Regions from separate parts of the Homo sapiens genome. Here region 1 is linked to region 2. A link is a loop called in an ENCODE intact Hi-C map of the cell type or tissue named here. Cell type or tissue: CD4-positive, alpha-beta T cell. All regions are shown on one strand. Links, peaks and the distances in the headings refer to the core of each region. The heading gives the core; the rest is flanking DNA.

Region 1 (8,888 bases), core at 21-5,020, 470 kb before region 2:
CGAGGGGGCGGCGGGGGGGCGCTGAGGTGATGGGGCTGGGGCTTTCCCACCCCCAGGCGGGTAGGCTGGTAAAGTCCCTGTGCCCCCCCTACTCCCTAGGCTGCCCTCAGACCTCACCCAGGCGTTGCCCTACCCAGGCATTACCTGGCACGGACTGCCTGGGCTGGCCGGGACCCTCCGGCCCCACTGGTGTTAAGGGCAGTGGCGATAGATGAGGTCCTCTGAGGCACCTGTGGAGAGAAGTCCACGTGCTGCGAGCTGGCGCTGCGACAGGCACTTCTCAGATGTTTAAGCCTCACCTCTGAGAGGTGAGCTCCCCCACTTTGATGGATGAGAAAACTGAGGTTCAGGGGAGTTAGTGAATACGTCCAGGGTTATGAAGCCGGATGATGGTGGAGCTGCGGTTCTAACTGGCAAAGTCTGCCCCTTAGCGCTCCCAAAACACCCTGGGCGTTTCTCCGTTCCCACGCTCCCCACAGGGATCGATGCCACCCCTCCACGTCGCGTCCTCAGCTGGACGGCTGACCCCGGCAGGGCAGCGCCCTGGCTTTCTCTCGCTTCCCGCCCTGCACTCTTCCTCCATGTGGCCTGCCCCTTCACTGCCCTCCTTCTCTTCATGACTAGCTCTCTGCTTTTCCCTGGGCCTGCAGAACTGTCCTTACCTTGGGTGGGGCCTCGTTATCTGGGCGGACCCAGGCTGGGGGATTCGGGCTGGGGCCAGGTCCTTCAGAGGTGGGGTCTGAATTCTGGCGGATGACAGCTCCTCGGGCACTGGGCGTGGCAGTGGGTGCGGGGATGGCAGGGTCGGGGTCATGGGAGGCTGGGAAGGCAGCCAGGTTTCGGGTGGGCTGGTCCTGCAGGGACTGGGATCGGGGTACAGGTGCTGCATATGGCTTCAGTGGGACCCGGTGTGCCACCAGGCTCTGCAGGGAGAGACCAGGGAGGGTGGGCTGCCTGCTCCATGGCACATCCCCACCTGCGAATTGGGGTCTGGGGTGGGAAAGGACTTTAGCTGCCCCTTCCTCCATTGAAGGACAAGGGGTTCCTTGAGCCTGATGACAGCTAAGTCAGGACAGACACAGGCAGCAAGAAGCAGGTGAGTGAGTCTGTCCACAAAGCCTGTGCTCTGTAATCCTGGCTCACGGCTGAGCAGGTGTGTGTGTGTGTGTGTGTGTGTGCGCGCGTGTGTGTGTACCTGTGCTCTGAACAAAGCTCCCTGTGTCTTCATTAAGACAGGGGTGGGGAGAGACTCACCTTGTGCGGTCCCTCCTGGGGCTCCACCGGCCTCTGCATAGGAGGAGTCTGGGAAAGGGGTCCTGGGGGCCCTGGGGAGGCCTGGGGGATGGGGGGCTCAGGCCCCGTGCTGCCTGGCTTGCTCTTGGCCAAGGGAGAGTTCTGCTGCTTGTTCATCCTTGTTCTCTCTTCTACCTGTGATGTGAAGGGATGTCAAGCAGGCCAGCTCTTGCCTCCCTGTTCTCAAAACTGAGGGTCCCACCTGCCCTAACTACTCCCGCCCTATGCTCTGTGCTGTGTGCTCCTTTCCCCTACTTGGTGCCTGCTACTGTGAACTACTACTTCTTGTGGCTCTCCAGGCCTCAGGCAGTGGGACTGCAGTCTCAGGAGGCAAAGGAGGCAGTGAGTACCTCTCGGGCCCAGGCTGGTTTGTCAGCGGGATTCATGCCCCGACCATAATGGTACAGGGGCTTCCTGTCCCCAGGCAGGAGCTGCTGCTGCTGCTGTTTCTGAAGCTGCTGCTGCTGTTGCTGCTGCTGCAGGGACTTGAGGTAGGCATGCTCCTGCTGCAGCTGCCTCTGGAGACGTTCTGACTGCCGCTGCTCCTCCAGCTGCTTCCGCTTGTATTCCTGGGCCCAAGGGTAGGGAGAGAGGGCTCAGCAGGGTGTGGCCCTGGGAGTTAGAGCAGGCATGCCCTCTCTTTTCTCCAACTGCCTAGAGAGGAGATGTATTCCCTTGATGTCCTGGGTGAATCCCTTCCCTTGAAGTGTTCCCATCCCGTTCCAGCAAAGAAGCTCTGAAAAGCATCTTCCCAGAGGACGCTGAGGGACCCGTTACCAGCAGCAGGGCCTGTTCCTGGAGCAGCTGTTGCTGAAGGATCTCGAGCTGTCGCTGCTCCTCCTCTAGCCTGTGACGAATATATTCCTGGGGGACGGGGTGTGGGGTGGGGGGCAGAGGGCAGGGAAGGAGGAAGAGGCAGAGGAGGGCAGCAGCAGCGAGTTGGAGAAGGAGGAAGGGATCCGCAGGAGAATGAGGGGGTGCAGGGGAAGAGTAAGAGAGAGGTAGGGGAGGGGATGACATGAGCCCCAGGGGGCCATGCGGCACAGATGGGGAAGAAGAGGGCACAGGGAATGAGGGGGGATGAGGAAGGGGTCGGGGAGTCAGGGATGGGGTAAAGAGATGGGAATGAGGCAGGGAAGGAAGAGGGAGGGGGTCAGGGTTGGGGTTGAAGGGTGGGAGAAAACAGAGAGAAAGAGTGAAGCTAGAAAAGATAGGAGGAATCTGGGGGTGGGGGAGAGAAGGGGGAAGGGCACGGGGAGCAGGGGCGGCAGGCAGCAGGAGCGGGAGGGCGGGAGGGCAGGGATGCGGGTGCGGCGCTCTACCTGCTCGCGCTCCGCCTGCCGCCGCTCCTCCTCCCGCCGCAGAGCCTGCATGTCCTCCAGCCGCCGCTGCTGCTCCTTCTCCTGCAGCTTCCGCTGCTCCCGCTCCCGCCGCTGTTGCTGTGGGGAGAGCCAGGTGGTCTTAAGAACCATACCGGACATCGCGTCAGCACTGCCCCTCCATGGACAGGGAGGGGAGCCCTCCTTGCTCACCACGGAGGGTGGTAAGAGAGACCGGCTTCCGCTTGTTTCTGCAACTATACCCATCCCCACCCAAGGGCCCGCGGGGCTGGGCTCGGGTAAACAGCCGGTAGCTGTGACGAGAGAGGCTGTGAGACTGACTGCTGCCTGTGGGGTGGGCTTAGCTAGACAACACCTTCCACTCCCCACACCCCACCAAACAACAAACCAAAGCCGAACTCAAAACAAGCCTCCCCAGCACTCCTAGCCTAAAATCGACCTTTGCCTGAAGTCCATATAGAGCGGGTCGTAGTGATAGCCTTTGGCCACAAGAGGGCACCAGGTGCCCGTGCACAGAAAGCACAGAAAAGAGGGACCTGGCCCACTCCTTGACAAGCACCAGTGCCCAGGTGGTACTTTACTTTCACGGTATTTCTGTGGTGGCTTTCACGAAGTCTACCACCACCACCACCAACAAAAGCACAAACCCTGAGGGACCCTTACACTTGAGGGAACTTGTGCCTACTTCTGCAATGAAGTTGCCAGCAGGCCTTCTCCAGGTAACACCTTGTTAGATAGGACTCTGTGGCTGGGCGCGGTGGCTCACACCTGTAATCCCAGCACTTTGGGAGGCCGAGGCAGGTGGATCACCTGAGGTCGGGAGTTCGAGACCAGCCTGACCAACATGCAGAAACCCTGTCTCTACTGAAAAAAATACAAAATTAGCCGGGCGTGGTGGCGCATTCCTGTAATCCCAGCTCCTCAGGAGGCTGAGGCAGGAGAATCACTTGAACCTGGGAGACGGAGGTTTTGCGGTGAGCCTAGAGTGCGCCACTGCACTCGTCACCCTGGGCAACAAGAGCAAAACTCCATCTCAAAAAAAAAAAAAAAAAAAAGATAGGACTTTGTTACTATACTATCTGAACGCTATATTTATTTTATTTTTTTATTTTTTGGAGACGGAGTCTTGCTCTGTTCCCCAGGCCAGTGGCGTGATCTCAGCTCACTACAACTTCCACCTCCCAGGTTCAAGCGATTCTCCTGCCTCAGCCTCCTAAGTAGCTGGAACTATAGGCGCGTGCACCACCACGCCTGGCTAATTTGTGTATTTTTAGTAGAGATGGGGTTTCACCATATTAGACAGGCTGGTCTCGAACTCCTGATCTCACGATCCGCCCCCATCCTCCGACTCCCAAAGTGCTGGGATTACAGGCGTGAGCCACCTCACCTGGCCTATATTTTCAAAACTGCACAAGGCTCTTCTGTAGCAGGTTTTCTTGCAAATTATTTTTTGTTCAACAATGAGAGGGCCTACTTTGGAGGTAGCAGGTGGACAGTGTGGGTGCTGCGGGTTATTGCTTATTATTATTAGAGACGGAGTCTTGCTCTGTCACCCAGGCTGGAGTGCAGTGGTGTGATCTCTGCTCACTGCAACCTCCGCCTCCCGGGTTCAAGCAATTCTCCTGCCTCAGCCTCCGGAGTAGCTGGGATTACAGGCATGCGCCACCACACCTGGCTAATTTTTGTATTATTAGTAGAGATGGGGTTTCACCATGTTGGCCAGGCTGGTCTCAAACTCCTGACCTCAGGTGATCTACCCACCTCAGCCTCCCAAAGTGATGGGATTACATTTTGTGTTAAGTCCAGCTCATCATGAAATTTGAAATCATATAATTGTTTCAACAGAAATGCCATTCATTTAAGGCATTTTAAAACCTGTTCTCCAAGGCCCTAATGGACCCGGGGCAGGTCAGGAGGAGGCCGCGCCAGGCCTGGGCCCTTCGGAGACAGCCCACCTCCTCCACGCGGCGCCGCTCCTCCTTCTGCTCCTCTATGCGCCGCTGCCGCTGGTGCAGCAGGTGTTTGATGTGTGCCTCGGGGTCTCGCTGCTGCTGCTGCTGCAGCTGCTGCTGCTGTTTTAAAGCCTCTGAGTTGCTCTTATTTTCCTGCTGGAGCCGGAGAAACTCCCGGCGTAGAGTCGACTCTCCAGGCACGTTCATGATGGAGCTGGGCAGGGGTGGCACAAAGAAGCACTGGGGTCAGAACCCTGTTGGTTCCCACTCTCAACCCCGTGGGCCCGCCTGAGTGGGTGCTTTAACTGGATCAAAGCCTCTGCCTCTGGCCACTCCCAGGTGGCCAGGAGACTTACCGTCCCCTTCTGCCCAGTCTTCAGTCCTGTCCTCCTTTCCTATTACTGCTGCGCCCCACATTCACCACAAATTGCTCTCTCCCCAGCTCTTGCTCAGTCATTGGTTCCACTTCTTAGCACTCAGAAATTTGGTTTCCAGGAGTCTCTACCTCTCTGTGCCCACCACCCCCAGGCTGAGAGTCCCCAAAGCCAAGCACCACTGTAGTCCCCCCACTCAGCGATGACCGCCCCAACCCCCACTCCACCTGCCAGGCCTACCTTGGCTCTCCTTCCTCTCCATGGCTGTCATCTTCCTCCTCGCTGCCGCTGTACTCATATTCTGTCTCCTCTGCAGGGGGAGGCCACTGCAGTTATCTCACCCAGCGCCCCAGACCCGCCGTGGGCTAGGGAAACCTTGGGTGGGGATAACCAGGTCTCTCTGGCTGGGCAAGCATGAGGGGCCCCACCCACTTCCTGGGGGCAATGGGAGGACAGCGGGTCTCAGGTGTGGGCCTGGACAGGACCGGGACTGGGTCCCAGGGCAGCTGAGGTGTGGCAGAGCCTGTGCTTGTGCTCGCACACACATGTGCTTAGCATGGAGTTTTTGTAAGGATGCGAAAGGCCGGTCCTCCTTTGGAAGGCTGATTCAGACTGGGAGGGAAAGGAGGGAAAACCCCTTGGGGGTTGCAAGTTTGAGAACGATCTCCTTGGACAGGGAGAGCTGGGGCCAAGGAGGGGAGCAGGAAGGGGTGCCAGGAGCGAGCAGGGCTGGCAGAGAGGAGCCAGGCTGGAGTGTCCCCTAGTACCTGCCCCCTCCAGCCTGCCCACTGACCTTTCTCACCCCGCTTCTTCCGGGATCGGTCAATGTGGTCCTTAAGCTGGATGCGGACCTGCCGCTCCGTGGGCTGGTCCCGGATGAAGGGAAACTTCAGTAGCTGCTCCGTGGGTGGGCGGCTCAGGTAAGTCTTGATGAGACATGTGTCAATGAAGTCAATGAACTTCTTAGACCTGGAAACAGTGGTGGCTCACACTGGGAGGGTCCCCTCAGAAGGGATGGGTGCAGGAGGAAGAGGGTGGATCATTCATCCACAAGCCACCTTGACGTCCCTCCTGTCTTCATATCCCAACACCAGTCACCGCCCTCTGCCCCCCAGAATCTCTTCTCTGGTGAGATCCAAGCCTGAGCACAGAGGGCATGAAGGTGGGGATGGCCTTGTCCAGGGACCTTCCTTCCCAGAGCCCACACTCTCAGAGACCTACCACTTCTTGGACTTGAGCCTGGGCGGAGGGTTCCGAGGAATGAGGAAGAGGGCTCGCATGGGGTGCATGTCACACAGAGCTGGACACAGAGGAGACACCCTCAGTCCCTTTCACTGCACTGGGAGCTACAGGACCCTTCCTCGGCAGGGTCCCAGGACCCACCTCCTCCCTACAGCCACTCTCTGGGCCCTTCCTTTCCCTCCCCTCCCACTCCCGGCAGACTCAGAACTTACGGGGGGCTCCCTCTGCCATCTCGATGGCTGTGATTCCTAGAGACCAAATATCACTCTATAGACGGGAAAGAAGGAACAAGTGAATATTCCTGACAACTCTGCCCTGCAACCTCTCTTCACCCACCATCCTGGCCTCTCAGGAGCCTTCCTGGGCCACACCCATTCCTGCAGCAGTGCCTTCCAACCCATCCCATCTTCCCACCCACACTTGCCTTGCCGTAAGATGTTCCCCAGCCCCTCACTGCTAACATCATCTGACCTTCCTCTGTTCCCCAGCCTGCTCAGGCCCCGTGGTCCCCATATTGCTTCCCGCCCTTGGCAGCCCCCATGCTCCCAACTTTCCACTCCATACCCTGTAATCATAGGTGGCATCAGGGTTCTCATCACAGGCGATGACCTCTGGAGCCATCCAGTAGGGAGTCCCAATGAAAGTGTTCCGTCTGCCCACGGTGCGGTCCAGCTGAGCACTCACCCCAAAATCCACTGTGAAGACACAGAGGGAGGGGTCAGTGTGGGGAGTCACCTCTGCTCCCTTGCCTCACATCCCTGCGTGCACACACAGGACTTGCCTGAGCCAGCTGTGGTCCTGGCCCGACCCAGACACCCCAGCACCCTCCTTTACCCCACCACCATCCTGAAGAACCCGATTCCATCTTCCAGCATCTTAGAGAAAAACCCAGGTAAAAGGATCACGGACAGCATCCCAGGCAGGAGGGCCATCAGATCCCATCTCCCCAGAGCAACCTGCAGAGCACCTGGCCCGTAACAGGTGACAGGTGAAGAGCTTCCTGAGGGATTTTCAGCAGGAGGCAGGGCATTCCAGGGGGAGAGGGGAAAGGGGAGGGAGTGAGCCTCCCCAGTAGGAAGGGAGTTGGGCCTGAGCCACCAGAGAGAAAAAGGGGCCCCTCATTCTCTGTTCTGGAGGTGAAAGGTCCTCGTCAGCCTCAGAAGGAGCCGGCGCACCTAGCTTGACCTCAGCATTCTCTGTCAGCAGCACATTCTGCCCCTTGATGTCTCGATGGATCACCTTGTGGGCATGGAGATGGGCCAGACCCTGGGACAGGAGAGCAGGGAAAATTAGCCATGGTGTTGGATGGGGTAGGAAAGAGTAAGTGGGGAGTGAGTTGAGGGGACAAGGAGCAGTCAGTCTGGACAGGGCTGGGCTGAAGGAGCAGACCTTCTCCACCAGGAGCCCAAGCAAGCTGAGCTGTCCTGGAGAGCTTCCTCAGAGAGGTGGCTCCAGGTGAATTCCCAGCAGTTGCAGGGTTACAGGTGGAGAAGCGGCAGAGCTTGGAAACAGGAGCTTGTCTCCTCCAACAGCCTGAGACTTCCCAAGGTGTGGACCCTGCTTCCACATCCCACCCGCATCAGGCCTGCTGCTCCCTAAAGAGGGCAGTGATGTCTCCTCCCAGCGCAGGGAGGATCTTTGCTCATGGAGAAACTCCAGCCAGGGTAGCGGAGGAGAAGACAAGGGGAGGGGCCTTGAGCTCACCCTGAGGATCTCCCTGCAGATATAGGCGATACAGTCCTCCTTCAGGGCGTTGCCTTTTGTGTTCTTTACCAGGTCAGTCACTGAACCAGCACCACAGAACTCCATCACCAGCTAGGATCCCAGGAAGGTACCGAAAGGAAAAGTATCAGTCAGACAAGCCCTCCCACCCCTGCCCCAATCCCCTGCTAGACTCCTGGAGGAGGATAAGAGACCTTGGGGTTAGAACTGGTATGAGCTAGAGAGCAAGGGCCACAGAAGCCTCACAAAGGCCACAGGATTTCCTCAAGTCAAGACAGAGAGGGAAAAAGGCTGGGTGCGGTGGCTCATGCCTGTAATCCCAGCACTTTGGGAGGCTGAGGCAGGCGGATCACCTGAGGTCAGGAGTTCAAGACCAGCCTGGCCAACATGGTGAGCAAGACTCCGTCTCAAAAAAAAAAAAAAAAAAGAGGAGAAGGAATACAGATGGAAAAGAACTGGCAGGGTGGGGCTGGGTTTAGAGTAGGAGTCCAAGGAATCCCTGAAACTGTAAACAAAATGATGCAGGTATATGCATTTTCCCTGAGGAAGGGTCTAGTACTTTCATCAGATTCTCATTGGGATTCCAAACCCTACAGCGGTTAAGAACTACTGCTTTATGGCTGGGCGCGGAGGCTCACTCCTGTAATCCCAGCATTTTGGGAGGCCGAGGTGGGTGGATCACAAGGTCAGGAGTTCAAGACCATCCTGGATAACACGGTGAAACCCTGTCTCTACTAAAAAAAAAAAAAAAAAAAAAGTAGCCGGGCGTGGTGGCGGGCTCCTGTAGTCCCAGCTACTTGGGAGGCTGAGGCAGGAGAACGGCGTGAACCCGGAAGGCGGAGCTTGCAGTGAGCTGAGATTGCGCCACTGAACTCCAGCCTGGGTGACAGAGTGAGACTCTGTCTCAAAAAACAAACAAACAAAAAACCCAAAACAAAATACTACTGCTTTGGGCCGGGCTCAGT
Region 2 (9,437 bases), core at 3,016-8,015:
GGTGATCTTCCTGCCTTGGCCTCCCAAAGTGCTGGGATTACAAGCCTGAGCCACCGCGCCCGGCCATTTATTTATTTTATTCATTCATTTATTTATTTATTTATGAATGACAAGGTCTGGCTCTGTCACCCAGGCTGGAGTACAGTGGCACAATCTCAGCTCATTGCAATTTCCTTCTCCCAGGTTCAATCCATCCTCCCACCTCTGCCTCCCGAGTAGCTGGGACTACAGGCACACGCCACCATGCTGGCTAATTTTTTGCATTTTTTGTAGAGACAGGGTTTTGCCACGTTGCCAAGGCTGGTCTCAAACTCGTGAGCTCAAGCAATCTGCCCACCTCAGGCCTTTCAAGGTACTGGGATTACAGATGAGAGCCACGGCGCCTGGACTAGAATATGTGAATTTACAGAGACCAAAAGTAGAATAGAGGTTAGGAGGGACTGAATGGGGGCGAGTGAGAAATGGGGTCATTGCTTAATGGGCACAGAGTTTCAGTTGGGGATGATGAAAAAGTTTCACAGATGGAGGGTGGTAATGGTTGCACAACGTGAGTGCATTTAGTACCTCTGAGCTTTACACTTAAAAATGGTTAAATTGAGGCCAGGCGCAGGGGCTCGCACCTGTAATCCCAGCACTTTGGGAGGCTGAGGCAGGCGGATCACCCGAGGTCAGGAGTTCAAGACTGGCCTGACCAAAATGGTGAAGCCCCGTGTCTACTAAAAATACAAAAATTAGCCGGGCGCGGTGGCTCACGCCTGTAATCCCAGCACTTTGGGAGGCTGAGGTGGGCGGATTACGAGGTCAGGAGATCGAGACCATCCTGGCTGACATGGTGAAACCCCGTCTCTACTAAAAATACAAAAACAAAATTAGCCAGGCATGGTGGCAGGCGCCTGTAGTCCCAGCCACTCGGGAGGCTGAGGCAGGAGAATGGCGTGAACCCGGGAGGCACAGCTTGCAGTAAGCTGAGATTATGTCACTGCACTCCAGCCTGGGTGACAGAGCAAGACTCTGTCAAAAAAAATACAAAATACAAAAATTAGTTGGGCGTGGTGGCACATGCCTGTAGTCCCAGCTACTTGGGAAGCTGAGGCAGGAGAATCGCTTGAACTCGGCAGGCAGAGATTGCAGTGAGCCGAGATCGCGTCACTGCACCCCAGTCAGGGCGACAGAGCAAGACTCTGTTTCAAAAAAAAAAAAAAGGCTAAATTGTAAATTCTATATTATTTTACCACAATTAAAAAAAAAGTAAATGGGGTTATTGTAATATCAGAACAGTGACAACATTCTAGATTCCCAGCTTCAGAGGCTGGTTAAATAAATTATGGTACCTCCAGGCCAGGCGCCGTGGCTCATGCCTGTAATCCCAGCACCTTGGGAGGCCGAAGCAAGCGGATCACCTGAAGTCAGGAGTTCGAGACCATCCTGGCCAACATAGAGAAACCCCGTCTCTACTAAAAATACAAAATTAGCCGGGCGTGGTGGCACATGCCTGTAATCCCAGTTATTTGGGAGGTTGAGGCAGGAGAATCGCTTGAACCCTGGAGGCGGAGGTTGCAGTGAGCTGAGATCCTGCCATTGCACTCCAGCCTGGGCAACAAGAGCGAAACTCCATCTCAAAAAAAAAAAAATTAAATTAATAAATAAATCATGGTACCTCCCTACAATGGGGCACCAGACAGCCCTGTACATGATGTTAGTCTATGTTGATCTGAAAGACGTTCAGAATTTGATGGTGAAAAATAAACAAGAGCCTACAAAATCCATGTCCAGGATAATTCCATTCAGATAAAAATAATAAAACACATCAAAGACAAACTTGTGAACTGGCCAGTCATAGCTTATTTGGCTGCTTTTTCTCGTGAATTCTGATACAGAAGCTTATTGGGGGCCAGGCGTGGTGGCTCACACCTGTAATCCCAGCACTTTGGGAGGCCAGGGCGGGCAGATCACCTGAGGTCAGGAGATAGAGACCAGCCTGGCCAACATGGTGAAACCCCGTCTCTACTAAAAATACAAAAAAATTAGCCGGGCATGGTGGTGGTGCCTGTAATCCCAGCTACTTGGGTGACTGAGGCAGGAGAATCCCTTGAACCCAGTAGGCAGAGGTTGCAGTGAGCCAAGATCGCACCACTGCACTCCAGCCTGGGCAACAAGAGCAAAACTCCATCTCAAAAAAAAAAAAAAAAAGCTCATTTGAGATGATTTTTAGTGGAGACCCTTCCAGAGTGGCTCCCATCAGAGTTTAAATTTATGTCCTTTTTTTAACAAAAGAAATGTCCAGCCTCACAGAATAGGAGGTGACAGGCTGGGCACAGTGGTTCACACCTGTAATTCCAACAGTTTGGGAGGCCAAGGTGAGAGGATTGTTTGAACCCAGGAGTTTGAGACCAGCCTGGGCAACAGGCCCCCATCGCTGCAAAAAAAAAAAAAAAAATTAGACAGGCATGGTGGTGGTGTGCCTGTAGTCCCAGCTACTCAGGAGGTTGAGGCAGGAGGATTGCAGGATTGCTTGAGCCAAGGAGGTTGAGGCTGTAGCGAGCTGTGATTGCATCACTGTACTCCAGCCTCAGTGACAGAGCAAGACCCTTAATCAAAAAAAAAAAAAAAAAGAAGGTCACAGGAAGTCACTCAGGAATCACTTTTTTTTTTTTTTGAAATGGAGTCTCCCTGTGTCACCCAGGCTGGAGTGCAGTGGTGCAGTCTCGGCTCATTGCAAGCTCCACCTCCCGGGTTCACGCCATTCTCCTGCCTCAGCCTCCTGAGTAGCTGGGACTACAGGCACCTGCCACCACACCCAGCTAATTTTTTGTATTTTTAGTAGAGACGGGGTTTCACTGTGTTAGCCAGGATGGTCTAGATCTCCTGACCTTGTAATCCACCCACCTCGGCCTCCCAAAGTGCTGGGATTATAGGCATGAGCCACCGAGCCCGGCCAGGAATCACTCTTCAGAAATCCCCAGGGAGTCATCTTTTATGTGATGAATCAATAAGGATGCTTTTGTCCGCAAGTAACAGCAGAAGTAACAGCAGCCAAACCAGGACATTCATTCGTTCTCTTGCACTGCAAATCAAGAAGTAGGCAGTTTCAGGGTTGATTAACTCAGTGGCTCCATGACATCATAAAAAACTCAGTGTTTTTCATCTTTCCCCCCTGAAATCTTTATAGTGTTGGCCTTTGATTACTTAATTAATTGCTATAAAACAAATCCCCCCAGAACTCATGGCTTTAAACAACAGTAGTCATTTATCTCTTGCATTTTTCAGTGGTCAGGAATTTGGGAGCAGCTGAGATGCAGGACTATGGCTCAGGGTCTCTTGTTGCCGTGAAGGGCTGCAGTCCCCTAAAGTCTTAACTGGGGCTGGGAGCTCTGTTTCCAAGGGGCCTCACTCACGTGGCAGGCAAGTTGGTGCTGCCTGTTGGCTCCTGTCTAGATGGGTCCCTCCACAGGACTGCTTGAGCATCCTCACGGTATGGTGGCTAGTTTCCTGCAGGGGGAACAATACATTAGGGACCAAGGCAGAAACTGCAACATCTTTTTTTTTTTTTTTTTTTTTTTTGAGACAGAGTCTTGCTCTGTCACCCAGGACGTAGTGCACTGGCACAATCTCCACTCGCTGCAACCTCCATCTCTTGGGTTCAAGCGATTCTCCCACCTCAGCCTCCTGAGTCACTGGGATTACAGGCGCATGCCACGACGCCCAGCTAGTTTTTGTATTTTTAGTAGAGACAGCGTTTTACCATGTTGGCCAGGCTGGTCTTGAACTCCTGACCTCAGGTGATCCAGCTGCCTCGGCCTCTCAAAGTGCTGGGATTACAGGCGTGAGCCACTGCGTCTGGCCTGCATCTTTCCTGACCTGGACTCCTAGGTCTGTACTCAGCTGCATTCCATTGGCCACACAGGCCAGTCTATGCTCTGTGTTCCCATACTCTCTGCTGCCCCTCCATGTGGAAGGGCATGAATACCAGGAGGGAAAGCTTGCGGGAGATCTTTTTTAAAAAAAGAAGATTTATGTATTTTATTCAAGCCAATTTTTTTTTTGTTTTGCTTTGTTTTTGAGATGTCGTTTTGCTCTTGTCGCCCAAGCTGGAATGCAGTGGTGCAATCTCAGCTCACTGCAACCTCTGCCTCCCAGGTTCAAGCAATTCTCCTGCCTCAGCCTCCCAGAAGTAGCTGGGATTACAGGCACTTGCCACCACGCCCGGCTAATTTTTGTATTTTTAGTAGAGACAGGGTTTCTCCATGTTGGCCAGGCTGGTCTCGAACACCTGACCTCAGGTGATACACCCGTTTCAGCCTCCCAAAGTGCTGGGATTACCAGCCTGAGCCACCACGCCCTGCCACGAGATCTTCTTGCAGGCTGGCTACCACAGTCTCCATCTTGAGGCTTGTCGTCTCACATATAAGAAGGTAGGAGATTCATCCTGAAATGTGTTCATGTGTATTTATTAGGGAGGAAAATCTGCCCTAGAAATTCCCCTGCTGGTGCTCCCTCACAGCCCACTGGCCAGGTTGAGTCACATGTCGGTGCCACGTCTGCAGGAGAAGCTGGGAAGGTGGGTGCCAGGGAAGTCTGCCTCTGTCTCTGAGGAAGAATGGGAAAGAAAGGGGCCACAGGGTAGCCGGGCGCAGTGGCTCATGCCTATAATCCCAGCACTTTAGGAGGCTGAGGCGGGCGGATCACTTGAGGTCAGGAGTTTGAGACCAGCCTGGCCAACATGGTGAAACCCTGTCTCTACTAAAAATACAAAAATTAGCCAGACGTGGTGGCAGGCGCCAGTAATCTCAGCTACTCGGGAGGCTGAGGCAAGAGAATCGCTTGAACCCAGGAGGCAGAGGTTGCAGTGAGCCGAGATTGTGCCACTGCACTCCAGCCTGGGGAGACAAGAGCAAGACTTCGTCTCGAAAAAAAAAAAAAAAAAGAAAGTGGCCACGGGATAAGCAGACCATGTCTTCGCAGATGGCTAACCACCTCTCAGCCTTGATGCTTGCAGGGCTGAAACGAGCTCCTGGTATGGATTCCCAAAGAGGAAGGGAAAATTTTAGGTTCTAGATCTAGAAGGTGGCAGATGTCAGAAGCTGTCCTAACCCAGGCCTCCTGGAGCTAGGAGTCACCCTAGATGGTGGAAAGTGTGCAGGAAATACAGCCACTGAACCCTGAGAACAGCAAGCTTGACATCTCAAGCCTAGAACCCTTCTCGCTGAGGTTAGCACGATTTCAAAAAGCATCGTTACCACCAAGTCCTGGGGACTGGTTACAACCAGGTTTCAATGGCGACACCATGTGGTCATGATGGGAAATAGCAGTCATGACCTATGCCCCGCATGGTGTAGGCTCTCAAAAGTTTCTGGGTGATACAGGGTGGTCTCAAGATCCTGAATGGTTTTTGTTTTTTTGAGACAGGGTCTCACTCTATCAACCAGGCTGGAGTGCAGTAGCAGTCATCACAGCTCACTGCAGCCTCCATCTCCTGGGCTCAAGCGATCCACCTGCCTCGACCTCTCAAAACGCTGGGATTACAGGCGTGAGCCACCACACCTGGCCCTGGATTTCTTTTTAATAAGGCATACACAGGCCCGGCGTGGTGGCTCACACCTGTAATCCCAGCACTTTGGGAGGCCAAGGAGGGTGAAACACGAGGTCAGGAGTTCGAGACCAGCCTCTACTAAACCACGCCTCTACTAAAAATACAAAAATTAGCCGGGCATGGTGGCACATGCCTGTAGTCCCAGCTACTTCGGAGGCTGAAGCAGGAGAATTGCTTGAACCTGGGAGGTAGAGGTTGCAATGGGGCAAGATTGCGACATTGCACGCCAGCCTGGGAGACAGAGCGAGACTCCGTCTAAAATAATAACAATAATAATAAGGCATACACAAGCATGAACAATTAATTGGGAAAATTAGAGTTATGATCATATTTTAGACCACATTGTGGAACTGGCCATATTTATAAAGTATGTTCATATAGTGAAAGTGTGGAAGGCTATATCTCAAAGGCTTAACAGTGTACTTATCTCAGGCTCATAGAACTATAGGTAAACTTTTTTCCTTTATTTCTTTTTTCTATCATTACATGCCAGTAATAACAATAGCAAACACTAACAGAGCACATACCATGTGCTGAGTGCCTGTTAATTGGCGATGATCATTATGCTGGCTGGGTGCGGTGGTTCACGCCTGGAATCCCAGCACTGTGGGAGGCCGAGGCAGGTGGATTACGAGGTCAGAAGTTCGAGATCAGCCTGGCCAATATGGTGAAACCCCATCTCTACTAAAAATACAAAAATTAGCTGGGCTTGGTGGTGCACACCTGTAGTCCCAGCTGTTCAGGAGGCTGAGGCATGAGAATCACTTGAACCTGGGAGGTGGAGGTTGCAGTGAGCTGAGATCGTGCCACTGTACTCCAGCATGGGCAACAGAGCAAGACTCCATCTCAAAAAAAAAAAAAATTCTCATTATGCTTACTTTTTGGCGGGGGCAGGCAGAGACAGGGACTCTTTCTGTCACCCAGGTTGGAGTTCAGTGTTGCAGTCATAGCTCGCTGCAGCCTTGCCCTCCTCGGCTCAAGCGATCCTCCCACCTCAGCCTCCTGAGTAGCTGGGACTACAGGTGTGCAACATCACATTTGGCTAATTTTTTATTTTTTATTTTGTTTTTTAAAGAGGGGGCCTCCCCATGTTGCCCAGGCTGGTCTCAAACTCCTGGGCTCAAGTGATCTTCCCATCTCGGCCTCCCAAAGTGCTGAGATTATAGGCGTGAGCCACCATGACCAGCTTATACTTACTTTTTACGCGAGGAAACTGAGACACAAGGAAGCTAAGTCAGTGCCCCATGTAGCTCTGAACTCTGTGCTCCCATCCTCTCTGCTGTACTGCCTCCCTGTCTTATCTGTGTATATTAATTTTTCTGCAGTGTGTCGCTTGCATAGTAATAATATAAGAAAAGAAAAAGCAGTGGGATGTATACCTTTTTCCACCCTCCCCCCCGCAAGACGGAGTCTTGCTCTGTCACCCAGGCTGGAGTGCAGTGGCGCGATCTAGGCTCACTGCAACCTCCGCCTCCTGGGTTCAAGTAATCCCCCTGCCTCAGCCTCCAGGGTAGCTGGGATTACAGGCACACACCACCACACCCGGCTAGTTTTTGTATTTTTAGTAGAGATGGGGTTTCACCATGTTGGACAGGCTGATCTCGAACTTCTGACCTTGTGACCTGCCTCCCTTGGCTTCCCAAAGTGCTGGGATTACAGGTGTGAGCCACCGCACCCAGCCTGATATATAGCTTTTATAATCAGAAAAAAAATAATGCTGGCTGGGCATGGTGGCTCATTCCTGTAATCCCAGCTTTTTGACAGGCTGAGATGGGAGGATTGCTTGAGCCCAGGAGTTCCGAGACCAGCCTGGGCAACATAGCAAGACATTGTCTCTACAAAAAAAAATTTTTTTTTTAATTAGCCAGGCATGGTGGCATGCACCTGTAGTCCCAGCTACTCAGGAGGCTGAGGTGGGAGAATTGCTTAAGCTCAGGAGTTTGAAGGTGCAGTGAGCCATGATCGCACTACCGTACTCCAGCCTGGAGCACAGAGTGAGACACTGTCTCTAAATAAATGAAGAAATAAAAATAAAAAATACACCACGTGCTGTGGCTCATGCCTGTAATCCCAGCACTTTGGGAGGCCGAAGCAGGCAGATCACCTGAGGTCACGAGTTCGAGACCAGCCTGGCCAACATGGTGAAACCCCACCTCTACTAAAAATATAAAAATGAGTGCGGGCTTGGTGGTGTGCACCTGTAATCCCAGCTACTCAGGAGGCTGAGATAGAAGAATCACTTGAACCCAGGAGGCAGAGGATGCAGTGAACCGAGATCGTGCCATTGCACTCCACCCTAGGTGACAGAGCCAGACTCTGTCTCAAATAAATAAATAAAATGAAATAAAAAATAATGCTTTGAAACTAAACAAAATGTGCAAATGATGTGTGCTTTCCACACAGCTCCAGAGCTCAGGACTGTGGGTGCCACATGGATGTAGCTACGCCAGAAAGGTCAGGAATTTGTGCCTGCAAAGGCCCAGTTTGCCTCTTCGCCTGGGCTCTCCTGATTTGACAGCAGTGTGGAAGGCCGGGCATGGTGGCTCACGCCTGTAATCCCAGCACTTTGGGAGGCCAAGGCAGGTGGATCGCGAGGTCAGGGGATCAAGACCATCCTGGCTAACATGGTGAAACCCCGTCTCTACTAAGAATACAAAAAATTAGCTGGGCGTGGTGGCGGGCGCCTGTAGTCCCAGCTACTTGGGAGGCTGAGGCAGGAGAATGGCGTGAACCCGGGAGGCAGAGCTTGCAGTGAGCCGAGACTATGCCACTGCACTCCAGCCTGGGCGACAGAGCGAGACTCTGTCTCAAAAAAAAAAAACACAAGACAGCAGTGTGGAAAATCTCCCTTTTCCTTTGGAATCTATAAATATAGGGACCCACAGTTATTAGGGACCTAGCTTTGGTGAGCAGTGGGCCAAAACTGGGAACAGAGATTGGAATGAGAGGGCCTGGCAAACTGAGGGGAAGCTGGGAAAAGAGAAGCAGGGAAAGGGAAAGAGGAAGTGGACAGAGATAGATGAAAAGGAGAAAGAGAATGCTCCAAACTCCCTCCATCCCCAGCTTTCTGAACTTTCAACACTCACCCCATGGGCCTGTTGATGCCACCTCCTACTAGTGCAAACTTCACACATCACCTCCTCCAGGAAGCTGCCAGGCTTGGCTAAGCCTTTTGGCTTGGCTTATCTTTATTATGACACTTACTGCTCATCATTAGGATTTTCTGTCTCCTTCACTGGTCAGTGAGGCTCTCGAGGGAAAGGAGGCCTTTCTGCCTCCCGCTGACCCAGGCCTTGTAGAGAGCAGGAAGACAAAACAGGTGCTCTGAATGAGTGAATAAATCTAGCTTCTCAGGCCATCAGCCTCACCAGCCTGGGAGTAATAGGCTCTGAATTTCGGCAAAGGATGCTCTGGCCTACATCAGTAAAATAGCTAGAACTGTATCCCCAGTCGAAAATATGGGCTGGGTGCGGTGGCTCACGCTTGTAATCCCAGCACTTTGGAAGGCCAAGGCAGGCGGGTCACCTGAGGTCAGAAGTTTGAGACCAGCCAGACCAACATGGTGAAACCCCATCTCTACTAAAAAATACAAAAACTAGCCAGGTGTGGTGGCATGTGCCTGTAATCCCAGCTACTTAAGAGGCTAAGGTGGGAGAATTGCTTGAACCTGGGAGGCGGAGGTTGCAGTGAGCTGAGATCGTGCACCACTGCATTCCAGCCTGGGTGGCAGAGCGAGACTGTGTCTCAGAAAAAAAAAAGAAAAAGAAAATCTTGCATTCACTTGGAACAGTCTTTCAAACGCATGGCCCCTGGATGCTCTCTGTACACAGGGGCATCTCTGTGGGGC

What was found. Peaks named below come from ENCODE experiments on the same cell type or tissue, not always from the same donor. Only the 100,000 strongest peaks of a DNase experiment are listed, where the experiment ranks them.
Region 1: a loop joins it to region 2, with 37 times the contacts of the local background. A loop is called at or near these places in 5 of 110 quality-filtered maps.

Annotation. Positions count from the first base shown.
Region 1 is chr17:4,883,491-4,892,378 of GRCh38, reverse strand. It overlaps MINK1 (misshapen like kinase 1), which reads right to left. Exons shown (of 32, transcript NM_153827.5): 5 at 7,906-8,016; 6 at 7,377-7,467; 7 at 6,766-6,896; 8 at 6,414-6,468; 9 at 6,181-6,259; 10 at 5,753-5,928; 11 at 5,200-5,269; 12 at 4,589-4,799; 13 at 2,616-2,732; 14 at 1,644-1,862; 15 at 1,255-1,428; 16 at 663-923; 17 at 145-230. Among named protein-coding and RNA genes, the nearest start is that of C17orf107, 12 kb to the left of the region's middle. In CD4-positive, alpha-beta T cell, for the core only: CTCF peaks have their summits at 2,911 and 3,111 (motif pointing right); a DNase peak (open chromatin) is centred at 3,128.
Region 2 is chr17:4,416,635-4,426,071 of GRCh38, reverse strand. No RefSeq gene overlaps it. Among named protein-coding and RNA genes, the nearest start is that of SPNS3, 13 kb to the left of the region's middle. RefSeq lists a silencer at 5,183-5,382. In CD4-positive, alpha-beta T cell, for the core only: CTCF peaks have their summits at 5,094 and 5,297 (motif pointing left); a DNase peak (open chromatin) is centred at 5,261.